Regions from separate parts of the Mus musculus genome. Here region 2 is linked to region 1. A link is a loop called in an ENCODE intact Hi-C map of the cell type or tissue named here. Cell type or tissue: left cerebral cortex. All regions are shown on one strand. Links, peaks and the distances in the headings refer to the core of each region. The heading gives the core; the rest is flanking DNA.

What was found. Hi-C counts contacts between places; a loop is a spot of excess contacts. Peaks named below come from ENCODE experiments on the same cell type or tissue, not always from the same donor. Only the 100,000 strongest peaks of a DNase experiment are listed, where the experiment ranks them.
Region 2: it touches region 1 in a loop (2.1-fold over the local background); 1 of 42 quality-filtered maps calls a loop at or near these places.

What each region holds. Positions count from the first base shown.
Region 1 is chr1:75,288,307-75,293,855 of GRCm38, forward strand. No RefSeq gene overlaps it. Among named protein-coding and RNA genes, the nearest start is that of Resp18, 13 kb to the left of the region's middle. RefSeq lists an enhancer at 1-2,866. In left cerebral cortex, for the core only: a CTCF peak has its summit at 2,500; DNase peaks (open chromatin) are centred at 1,243, 1,808, 2,486 and 4,893; H3K27ac peaks cover 1,657 bases.
Region 2 is chr1:75,216,684-75,222,232 of GRCm38, forward strand. Tuba4a (tubulin, alpha 4A) reads right to left here and starts at 2,611. Exons shown (of 4, transcript NM_009447.4): 1 at 2,510-2,611; 2 at 529-751; 3 at 144-292. The coding sequence starts at 2,512. A630095N17Rik (RIKEN cDNA A630095N17 gene) reads right to left here. Exons shown (of 3, transcript NM_001243090.1): 3 at 3,412-3,890. The coding sequence ends at 3,777. In left cerebral cortex, for the core only: CTCF peaks have their summits at 2,734 and 2,981; DNase peaks (open chromatin) are centred at 421, 677, 978, 1,425 and 3 more places; H3K4me3 peaks cover 3,049 bases; H3K27ac peaks cover 3,275 bases.

The DNA.
Region 1 (5,549 bases), core at 332-5,331:
CACAGGGCTCTCTAAAGCTGAATAAGAGAGAGGAGGATGGATGAAGAGGAAGAAGGTGGGTGTTAGCAGTCAGTGTAGCTGGTAGGAACCAGATGTGCATAAATGTGACTTTCTGTGTGCTACCTTTAGCTGTACCCTTACAAGAGAGAATCGGGGGTGGGGTGTGTGTGCTTTCATTCTATCTGCATAGAAGAGCGTCTTAGCTTTGCTTTGTTGTATTTCCCAAACAGGGTGGGCTGGGCACATGGCCATACTCTCCAGTTTCTGAGGACAAAATGGGCTGAGTATCAATATGCTTTGAGCAACAGACCATGCTGGAATTTCATTGGGTTTAGCATTGATGGCTGGACTTCTCCTTTCCTAGGGGCAACTGTTCGTAGCTCCCAAATATAACATTTCCTAGTCTTCGGTGAAGATTTACCTTGGTAGATGGTTAGGGGTGGGGCCAGTATGATGGTCCTACAGAGAACAGTAATGACAAGAGGGGACTGTGGGTCTCAGAAGGCAGAACAAATGTGACCTGGGGTCTGAAAGGAAAAAGTGCCACGATTTGCTGTCAGAGCCCCTGCCCTGATGTGTGTTTTGTTCTCGCCTCTTACCTCAGAGACTCTGACCAGGCTGAGAACTCACCCATCCGGCCTCCAAAGACATCTGGGAAGAGCTACCTTGAAAGCTGGCTGTGGTGGCTCAGGCCTAGAATCCTGGCAGTTGGGAGGCTGAAGCAGGAGGAATAGAGCTCAGGGCCAGCCTGGGCTACATGAGTGTCTGTCCCAAAAACCAACAAGGAAATTTCTTCTTTTAAGATGTATTTTTATTGTATGTGTATTGGTGTTTTGCCTGCACGTGGAAGTCTATGCACTATGTGTAAGTCTGTTGCTCTCAGAGGCCAGAGGAGGGCGTTAGATCTTCTGGAACTGGAGTTGTAGATGGGTGGTAGCTGCTATGTAGGTTCTGAGAACAGAACCTGGGTCCTTTGGAAAAGCAGAAAGTGCTCTTAAGCCACTGAGGAAACAGGCATTTTCACTTGATGCACACAGAGGCAGGACTCTCCCTCTTTCCCTTCCTCTCCCATTAAATGTAGAACACTTATCAGTAGCAGCCAGAGGAGCCCAAAGTCAAACAACTCAGACTTCTCCAACTCTTCCCAGGATTTCCCACTGGATACACTGGACTCTGGTTTTTGCTCCTGGAGCCCGGAAAACAGCAGCTGTTTGTTTGCCTACTTGACAGAACCATGGCAACGGTTTCCCATCACAGGGTCAGACACAGGACTAATGATGCGACCCAGCAACCAATCCAGGCTGAGGAGACAGGCTGCCATGGCGACAAGGCTGGGGACCATTTCTCTGAAAGCGGCAGGGGTGGGGGTGGGGGTGAGGGGGGATCAGGCTGACTGGGCAGAGTCCCGCTGGTTCTCCAGCTGCGTTGTTCCCATCCTTGACCAGGATCTGGCAGGTTCCCCCTGGGTTAACCCCAGAACCCCTTATCTGTCTACCTACTTATTATGTTTATGCTTCATGATCATCTGGCTGTGTCACTGTATCTTCATATAGCAGCCATCATATCATGCCTTTAAAACCCACTAACGATTGCCTACTGTTCTTTGAATTAAAAAAAAAAAAACAGTTCCCTAAAAACAACAGCAATAACAAAATTAAAAACAAATAAAAATACACACAGAGCGAGATCCTCTGGAGACTAGGCCTAAACAGATCTGCATGGGTCTGGAGACCCATTTTCCACACAGAGACTCTGTCAGTTCTCTGAACACGGCCTACGTAGGCTTTCACCTAAGCAGCTGAATTGCAAACCTCTCACGTGGGAGTTCTTGCTCTTGCTCTTCCTGGCTGCCTAAATACAAATGCTTTTTTTCAAGCCTGTAACTGTGGAGGAGCCTGCTGTGTAAACCAGCCGGGGTCTCTTGAGAGGAGGGTGTGTCTGTGCAGAGAAGACCCCCTGCCCCACCCACCTGCTCCACCCTCGTCCAGCCTGACACCAGTTCTCCTTCTATAAAGATGGCTGGAGGTACCAAATTAATAGCATTTTATCAGGGCCCCAAGATGCTCAGAATCTTCAGAAACGAGCAAAGGGAAGACTGGGTACAGGGAGCAATACACACACACACACACACACACACACACACACATCAGGACTCCCCATAAAGCTGTCCAAGTCCAAGCATGTTTAAAAGCTTTGTATGAAATGACTTAGCATTTGTACTTAACTGTACTTAACTTCTACACATTCTCGCTTTATATGTAAATTATTCCTAGGTGCTTATAACAGATACTATAATGTGAATAGTTGTTATGCTGTATGGTTTAGGGAAAAGTCTTTGTGTGTTCAGCATAGATGCAACCATGGTAGGCTTAACTACACTTTCAATCTGTACCCCTGATGCTGATTTCCAGATTTCTCTAGTCTCTCCAAAGCCAGTGCCTGTATTTATTTTCTCAGAAGAGACCTTTATCAGTGACTGAGAGACAGGAACTGGGGAGCCCTCCAGTGGGGGAATGAGGAATTTTCCTTCAGGGATTTTTTTTCATATATTGTCTTTAATCCTGCCCAGGAAGGTGACCATATCTACTTTACTGTGTTGGGGAGGATGTGAAGAACTGAAGACATATGTCCACAGTCTTAGCAGAGTCAGAAATGCCCTGTCTCTGGGTGGAAATCCAGAGTCTACCGGAACCGCCCCCCCCCCCCTTTCCAGAAGGTTCTCCACTATGCCATGCCCCCACTGAAGCCCTGTTGCTCCCCTAGTCGATATCAAACTCTTCTCGTCCCCTGCTTCCATCTTTAAACAGACAGAGCCAGTCCATCGCCTACTGCAGGGCTTCGAGAGGGCTTTGTCGTGGTGTGTCTTTCAAGGTTCAAGTTCCCTGCCATGCCAGTCAATGGACTCTTCGAGGAGGGATGCCCGAATTCAAAGAAGAGAAGAGCGAGCAGATCCAAAAAGAAAGGCTGGGCCCAAGTGACGGCTCTTAAACTTGATAAGTATTCTCACTGGAAGGCACCAGAACCCCTTTCTTTTTGTGACTGTCCCTAGGAGACAAAGGTAGCCGACAGAAGAGATGCTTTCAACCCAGTCCTTCAGTACAAATCAGTAACGCACCAAAGGCTCTTGGTTGAAATGAGACAAGACCACTGGCCTGCTCCCTGGCCACCTGGCAGTGCCGCTCTGCAGTCCCGTTACTCATTTCCTTTCCAGTTGCCCTGTCTATGGGGCATGTGCAGCATGGACTACCCATGGGCCTGAGAACTCATCCGTGTGATCTTGGCAGGAAAACTGGCTTTCGGATTGCTGGATTCCATCTCTCTGGGACCAGAATCAGGACATGTGCTTATCTTCCGGCTCTGCTCTTTTAAGTGATGTCTTTCTAGAACGGTCCTGCAGAGTGAAAGGGTGGGAAGAACTAGTACTTGGGGAAATCTACCAGGTTCATCCCAGAAAACTAGGGTGTGATTACAGTTCCTCCTTCCCCTGGGCATGGTGGCACATGCCTTTAATCCCAGTGCTTGAGAGCCAAAGGCAAGGTGGATGTCTGTGAGTTCAAGGCCAGCCTGGTCTACATAGGGAGTCCCAGGACAGCCAATGCTAGAGACCCTGTTTCAACAACAACAACAGACTCTCTCTCTCTCTCTCTCTCTCTCTCTCTCTGTGTGTGTGTGTGTGGTCCCCATTGTAGGAGCCATCTAGAACATCAGAGACTGGTTGCTCAGGATTTGAGTCTGCTCTTACACACTCTGTGGTCCTGGGAAACTCACATTTTCTTACCCATGAAATGACTATTGAGTCTATGGCCTTGCTGAGAGAATATAAAGGAATGTGTCCGTGTTTATTGGCTTCATTCTTGGCTTTAAGCAGTTAAATGCAGTTTTTCAATGCTGCTGCAGAGTATGCTGCGAATCCCATAAGGCTGGGGTCATAAACTGCTTTTAAATACCAAAGTTTCTCTTGCTTCTCACATACTGCACTGTCAGCTAATTAGTAGCAATTGAACTCAAGACAGACAAACCATGGCTTGGTTTTATTTGATTTCTTAAATAGGAGACAGGGTTTCACTATGTAATTAGGCTGGCCTCAAACTCCTGTTGATCCTTCAGCCTCAACCTCCCAAGTACATGATTACAGGCATGAGACCTCATGTGTGGCTGCAGATCTGTCTTTTGACAGTTCAAACACCCCTTCCCGCATGATGTCACCTTTTTCTCTCCCACCGAGTCATGCAGATATGCAACTTGTCACATTCTGAATGGCCCAGCTTCTCAAATTCAGGGCGGTGTGTGTGTGTGTGTGTGTGTGTGTGTGTGTGTGTGCATGTGTGGTGGGGTCTGACAGAAGACTCCATAACTCCTGGCTCTTGGCCAGCCAGACAACGCCAGGGATGGGGTTTTCCCAAGCAGAAGGGGGTTGGTTCCTTCAGGGACATTTTCTTAGATTTTGTGTGCAGAGTAAAGAGTGAGAAGGCAGAAAGAGACCAGCATCTGACCTCAAGCGAAGAGAATGTCTCAGGCAGTGAAAGACAGGCAGGCACTCTCCCACAGGTTGGAGGTCCTGCCAAAGCGAGAGCCAGCTGGGACCTTTTAGAGAGGTGGGGAAGGAAGGGGCTTGGGACTGAGGGAGTCGATGGTGCTTCAGGGACTCTGTGTGGGCCTGTGGCTTCTCCTTGCTGAGATTGTTTGCTCAGTCGAGACAGACTATCTTGGGAGACAGGCTGTCTCTGCAAACATTCTTCTTTGAGGCTGACTAATATTAGGTTGAGCAAGGTCAGCTGTAAGCTCGCAGGAATTCTGTTTTTGCAGCTGGAGCTTCCTATCAGCTCTTTAAGCCTCTCTTGCCTCTAGTGAATAGCTTTCGCCTATGGTCCTACAGTGGCTCCTGACTGGTCGCTGCTCTAGCTGGGAGCTGGCACGTGAGGCTCCAGAATTGGGTAAGACCAGGCAGTTACAGACAGAGGTTTTTAGGAAGGAAGGATCAAGGTCAAGTTGGCAGTCCCCTGTATCTGTGTCTCCCCTCTCCTCTACCTCTCCCAGACAGCATTCGCCCTGAGGCACAAGTACAAGCACGCACCTCACCAGGTGAGTGAGAGATGGAGTTCATGATCTCTTGCAGGGGCCTGCTGGGCTCAACTTCCAGGACTGGGTCTGTCCTCTAAGAACACAAACATTGTCCTAGCAGAGACTTGGGCCAAGGTCTTGAGAAGTCCTGGCTACTGAGGAGCAGCCGTATCCTATCTGCTACTGTTCCTGGACCAGCAAGCCTCTGTCCCTGCTGGTCCCAGACCCCCGCCCTTCCCATCCAGGAGCTGTGCCCTGTCTTCCTTCCTGTCTACCCTTTGTGTCTCATTCCCTGGCCCTCACACTGCTTGCGCATAGACTTGTAAGTAAAAACAGCCATTGGGCAGAAGCATCCTGTGGAGAGATAGGAGCCCAGCGCCTCAGACAGCTCAGCCCAGTGAAATTATTTTAAAGGCAATTTTGCCAGTGTTAAAAAAAAAAAAAAATTCGATGTCTCTTAAGATGAAATGGAAGCTTAAAATGAACAA
Region 2 (5,549 bases), core at 300-5,299, 72 kb before region 1:
GGACAAAGTCTGAATATCCCCTAACAGCATCAATTTCTGAGACACAACTAGTGATCATCCTAGAAATGGATCCGAAAAAAATACTTTTCCTGAGCACAGAGTCCAAAGCTCCCTCCTCCCTGCCAGGCTGTATGTAGTCTCACCAGCTTGCGGATCCGGTCCAGCACTGGGTCGATGATCTCCTTGCCAATGGTGTAATGACCACGGGCATAGTTGTTGGCTGCATCTTCTTTCCCAGTGATAAGCTGCTCTGGGTGGAAGAGCTGACGGTATGGGCCATTTCGGATCTCATCTGAAAAACCATATATCACATTGCAAAAACCACCTGACTCTGCTCCTTCCCCCTCCCCACCCACTGAGTGGCAGCTGAAGCCAGATAGATAAAAGAGCTAGCTCATCCTTCTGCCAGCATCCATCTTCAGCTTCAAATAAACCAAGAGGCTTCAAAGATCACAAAAACCCAGCCAAGACATTCTTCAAGAGACACTCCACTTTCCTCAAAAGGGGACCCCTCCCCCCCTTGCTCACCGATTACAGTAGGCTCCAGGTCCACAAAGACTGCCCGAGGCACATGTTTTCCAGCTCCAGTTTCACAGAAGAAGGTGGTGAAGGAGTCGTCCCCTCCACCAATGGTCTTATCGCTGGGCATCTGCCCATCAGGCTGAATCCCATGTTCCAGACAGTAGAGCTCCCAGCAGGCATTGCCCATCTGGACACCTGCCTGCCCCACATGGACTGAAATGCACTCGCGCTGAGGGATACAGAGAAGGTCACAGCATAAGTCCTTACCCACAACTACCCACTTCATTCGGTTCTTTCTCACCCTTTTGCCTATTGGCTGAGATTACTCAGTTGGTAAAAGTATGGTAAGGTTGGGACTCATGGTGGTCAGAAGCAGCTGGCAGCCTCTCCAGTCTCCTCAGCACAGGGCTCCCCAGACTGGAGGTAGCCAGCAGGGCAGACCAACCCCTTAGCCTACTTCTCAGTAGAGAATTTACCAAGTGAGAGCTGTATAATCCTGTTACATCCACAGGATACACAGGACAGAGAGGACATGCACACCTGACAGGCAGGGCTTCAGCAATTATAATAAGGGTGCAGGGAGAGAAAGACACAGAGAGGGATAGACACCGAGAGACAGAAGACTTTCCAGTTGCTTCCAGATCGTGCAGCGTCTAGAAATATGTTTTATAGTTTATAGCCAGCAGCTTCCTCCCTGGTTAATCTTTGCCTTGAAAATTCTCACAACCCTCTCCCCTTCTTTCCTGTGGGCAAAGAGGTGTCTCAACCTTCCATCTGGTATCAACTGACCATTCTGGCCTTCAGGATGCTAGAACCTCCACTTTTAAGTTCCATCTGGCCCTGAGGGATCAATCCCATCTGGCTCCTCTCCCCACCTCCACCCTCACACTCTGCGTTGCTTCACCACCTCCATCCTCGCCTCAGCCCACATGGAAATAGCAGCGATAATACGGGTAAACGCTGACGGCAGGGGCAGGCAATACAGGTATACATACTGGAGCCCTGGCAACTTAAGGCTACATCTAGGTGGTCCATAATTTAACCCCTGCAACGCCCAGGTCTATAGAACCTGTGCGCCTCCCTTTTCACAACCAAATGGCGCGTGGGGGCGGGGTGGGGCACGACAATTTCTAAATACCCAGAAAAGGAAGTGGAACCTGCTAGGAGGCCCTTGAGGAAACCCGCCTTGCTGCACAAGCCAGGGGAACGCCATCTGTACCTGGGCCCTACGTCTGCTCTCCCACTGGAGTCTTTCCAGTTACTTCCCAGTTGAAAGCTCGGGTTGGATTTCTGCCCCCGCTCCGGGCTATAAATACAAACCCCTTCATACACCTCTCTCCCTTCCCCCGCCACCTGGCCGAGGCCGGGGCTGTCGATCAGCGCCAGCTGTCTCTGCCTGTTCTCCGAGCACCCGCGAGCACCCGCACTCGGGTAGGAGGGGCCCGCTGGCCTCCCGAGACCGAACCCCATTCCCGCCACCCCTCCTGGCTCAGGAGGGGGTGCTGAGTCATGTGGGGGGTGTAGATGGGAAGAAGGCACACGGAGGAAGACGGGGTGCGGTACCAAGTAACCCCTTAAACCAACCGGCGCCAGGCACGTGTTCGGTCAGTTCCAGGGACTCACTCAGGGGGTATGGGTGGCGGGGGCAGCTGAGCAGGTCTTCTGCTGCCGGAGGAGAGCACTGGGTACGGAACCTCGTGACTCCCCTCAGGAGGGTTGGAACACAGACGCTTGGTAGGGCAGGAGGACACTACAGAAGGGCTCCTCTCTGCTAGTGAAACACCCTCCCTCAGTCCCCAGCTTCTGAAGGTGGACAACACACTAGGTCAAAGTCACCGGGAGAGGTGGGGGAAGTGCAAAACTCTTACATCTCCTGGAAACTCGGAATGCTAAGGAAAGGGTCTTCAGATCTCTAGTGGAAGGTTCCCCCAGAGAAGCGGGACATTTGTTTATAGGACCGGAGAGATCCTGGCGGGGCCTCACTCACCATGATGAGTTTGGGCTGTACGTCTCACGTAGAGTCGGGGTCACGGGTCTCGGTGAGATCTGCGGAGCTGCAGTGCCGCACCGCTCTTATAGGCAGGAGGCGGGACCTGCGCGCTCAGCCCGCCCACCATGGGGCGGGGTGGTTTAAAGACTACATCCCCGTCAGGATAGGTGGCCACCAGGGGAGTGAAACCTAGGCGTATCCCCTCCCCTTGCCGCTCCGGATTCTCTCACCTGTCGGGTTTGGCTTAGAAGCAGCGGCCCATATTCGTTCCTAGTTTTGAGCCGATGTCCCGGATTCCGAAGGTCCGAAGCAGAGACGCAGGGTGCGGTGGCGGAGCGTGTCTCGAATGCACCCGCGTCATGTAGACGCTCATGGTGCAGGTATTCCGATTTAGGGCGGATGAAGCTCAAGCAATCCTTCAAAAGCGGCTGTCCCCGGCCTTCTCCGCTGTCCTCCCAGCGTCGCCTCCCGGGCTCGGGCGGGTTGGGCAGCTGGGACTGGTCGCCCGAGACCCCCTTACAGCAGACCGCCGCCTGCTGGTCCCCGGCCGAGTTGGTAGGCTTTCGCCCACACCTGTAGGAGGCCGAGGACCTAGAACTACAGAGCCTGAGCCCCAGGGTGCCGATCCGGTAGACTATCCCTCAAAGCCGAGCGGCGCAGCCAATCTGTGAGGGCCGACGCGAGAATCTGCCACCTTTCACCGGCCAGGCCACTCGCTGGTCAGAGGCTCCGTCATTAGCGCCGTCACTATTAGTTAGCTCCCCGCCTCGACCACCTACCTGCTGCGGTGGAGCACAGAACCTGGAGCCTCTGGAACAGCATCCGGTCGGCCTTATGCAACCTTGGGCAAGTGACTTAGTGTCACTGAGTTCTTGGCTTGTACAGTCGAAGAGATACCTCCTTTCTACGTTTTATTTCCATTTCGTACTAGGACAGGCCTTTCTAAAAACTATTTCTGCTTTCTCAGACATACATCACCCCCACCGGAAAAAAAATCCCTCAGGAGGAGCCCAGGTGCTGGTTTTCATGGCCATAAAAATTCTGACTCCTAAGGTAGTCATCACTTGAAAAAGATTTCACCAGCATGGGCTTCCATTCTCTTCTTAGGGACAGAGCTGTTTGTCAGCATAACACAAGGCCGAAATATATACAGCAATGGCAGACGTTCTATCAACAAAGTAGCTAGTGGCATTTGACTTAAGAGAAGTCATAGAAAAGAATACAATACATTTCACAAGATCTCTTTCTAGTCCTTGACATCTGGTTAGGAGAATTTCGTTGGGAGAGGCTGAGTGTGTAGTTCGGTTGGTAGCATGCTGTCATCATTTGTGAAGTTCTGGGTTTGATCCCTAGCACCATGGTTGGGAGAGGGTCTCCTCTGTAAAAAGAAAATGGACACGGACATTTGGTTAAGCCGCTTGCAATCATGGGTCATGGTCTGTGCAAAGGAATGAGTCTTGATGATCACAGGACACAGTGGCCACTCTGAAGATCTTCTCGTTTCCTATGAACCCACACGGCACAAGGGATAGAAAAAGATCTGAACAATTAGGCAAAACTCTAAACCTGTTTGGCCTTCAGATTCCGTTCTTTGTAAAACTGAGGTAACCACTTCAGTCTTGAGGTCAGACAGGCACAGGATTGTGTACAAGGCTAGCAGAGCAATGTATAAGGAGCCACCTGAGCCCCCACAGCTTCCACTCACACTTAGTATATGCACAGCACACCTGTATGTGCTGTAGCTTATGAGCCAAGGCAAGGACTATGCTGCGTCCTTCTTTGGGTCCCTGGTTTTTAGTATGGTACTTGGGACATTTGATAAGCATGTATTCATTCAATGAACTGTTGTACTTCAGAGATGGGGCCCTCAGGGAGTTGCAATTGAGCAGCTGATAGACCAAAGTCCCTCTCTGAAATGTTTTATTCTGCTAGGGGGTACGGCGTAGTGGTAGAGAGCTTGCTAGGTATGTACAAGGCCCTGTGTTCAGACCCTAGAACTGCAAAAAGCAAACAAACAGAAGAAGAAAGGTTTTGTTTGGATCTTCATGGTGTTTGGCATAGGAAAAAAAAATCAAGGACTTTGGGGTTGAGGTACCCTCCAAGTCACCTCCATGTCAGAAGAGTCCCTAGGACTCGGAATTTTCACCAGCTTGTGTTCCTGGCTATGGTTGATTGCAGTTATATAGTAATGATGGACAGCTGGGTCCAAAGGAGGGAGGGTCCAGGCAGGGTCTCCGGAAGTTTATGCCTTTTAATCCCCATCAGGGTTCACAGGAAGCATGCTCTTCCTTTAATCATCAGAACATTTCCCTGCAATATGTCTGTCCATGAGTGGGGAGCCAAAGAAGACCCAAGTGAGCATGGAGGGGGTGAATGGCACCCTGAGCTAATGTGTATTTTTGACATGGGTTCAGCCATGTCAGGGACCAACACCCCAGACCAATGGGAGAGCACCAAAGCTTTCTTTGGTCAGGCTAGGAATAGCAAAGCCTTCCTCTGATCCAGGCATGAATGATGATGAATCATAGGCCAAACTAGCAACCATAGCTTCCCCGGATGTGTACAGCCCGAGCCTGCTCCCCTACAGAGCCTAACCACTCTGCCTGTGCTGGACATAATAAAAGCACTCAGGTTCTAGTTCTTTCTGTAGTCAGTCTCCGTCACAGTGCTCATGGTCACCCTGTGTTGTGGATAGCCCTGGGACTAATTATATTTGATGGTAATTCCATTCTCCTCTGAGTGGCTGAGAACAAGGAATGAGTCAGCACTCGGTGACTTCCTGTAAACCTGCTTCCCACCTTAATTTGTAAAATAAAGGAGAGCTGATGTTTGGGCAGATAAAAGAAGGTAGAGAGAGAAGAAGGAGAAAATGGAAGAGGGAGAGGACACTGAAGAGGAGGAGGAAGAAGAAGAAGAAAAGCAGAGAAGCACATGACCTCGAGAAACCGCAAGTTCTAAGGGGTCCCATAGATGTGGAAGATGGTAGTGTAGTGGTAGATCTGCCCAATCTAGGCGCACAGCATGTATTCATATTAAT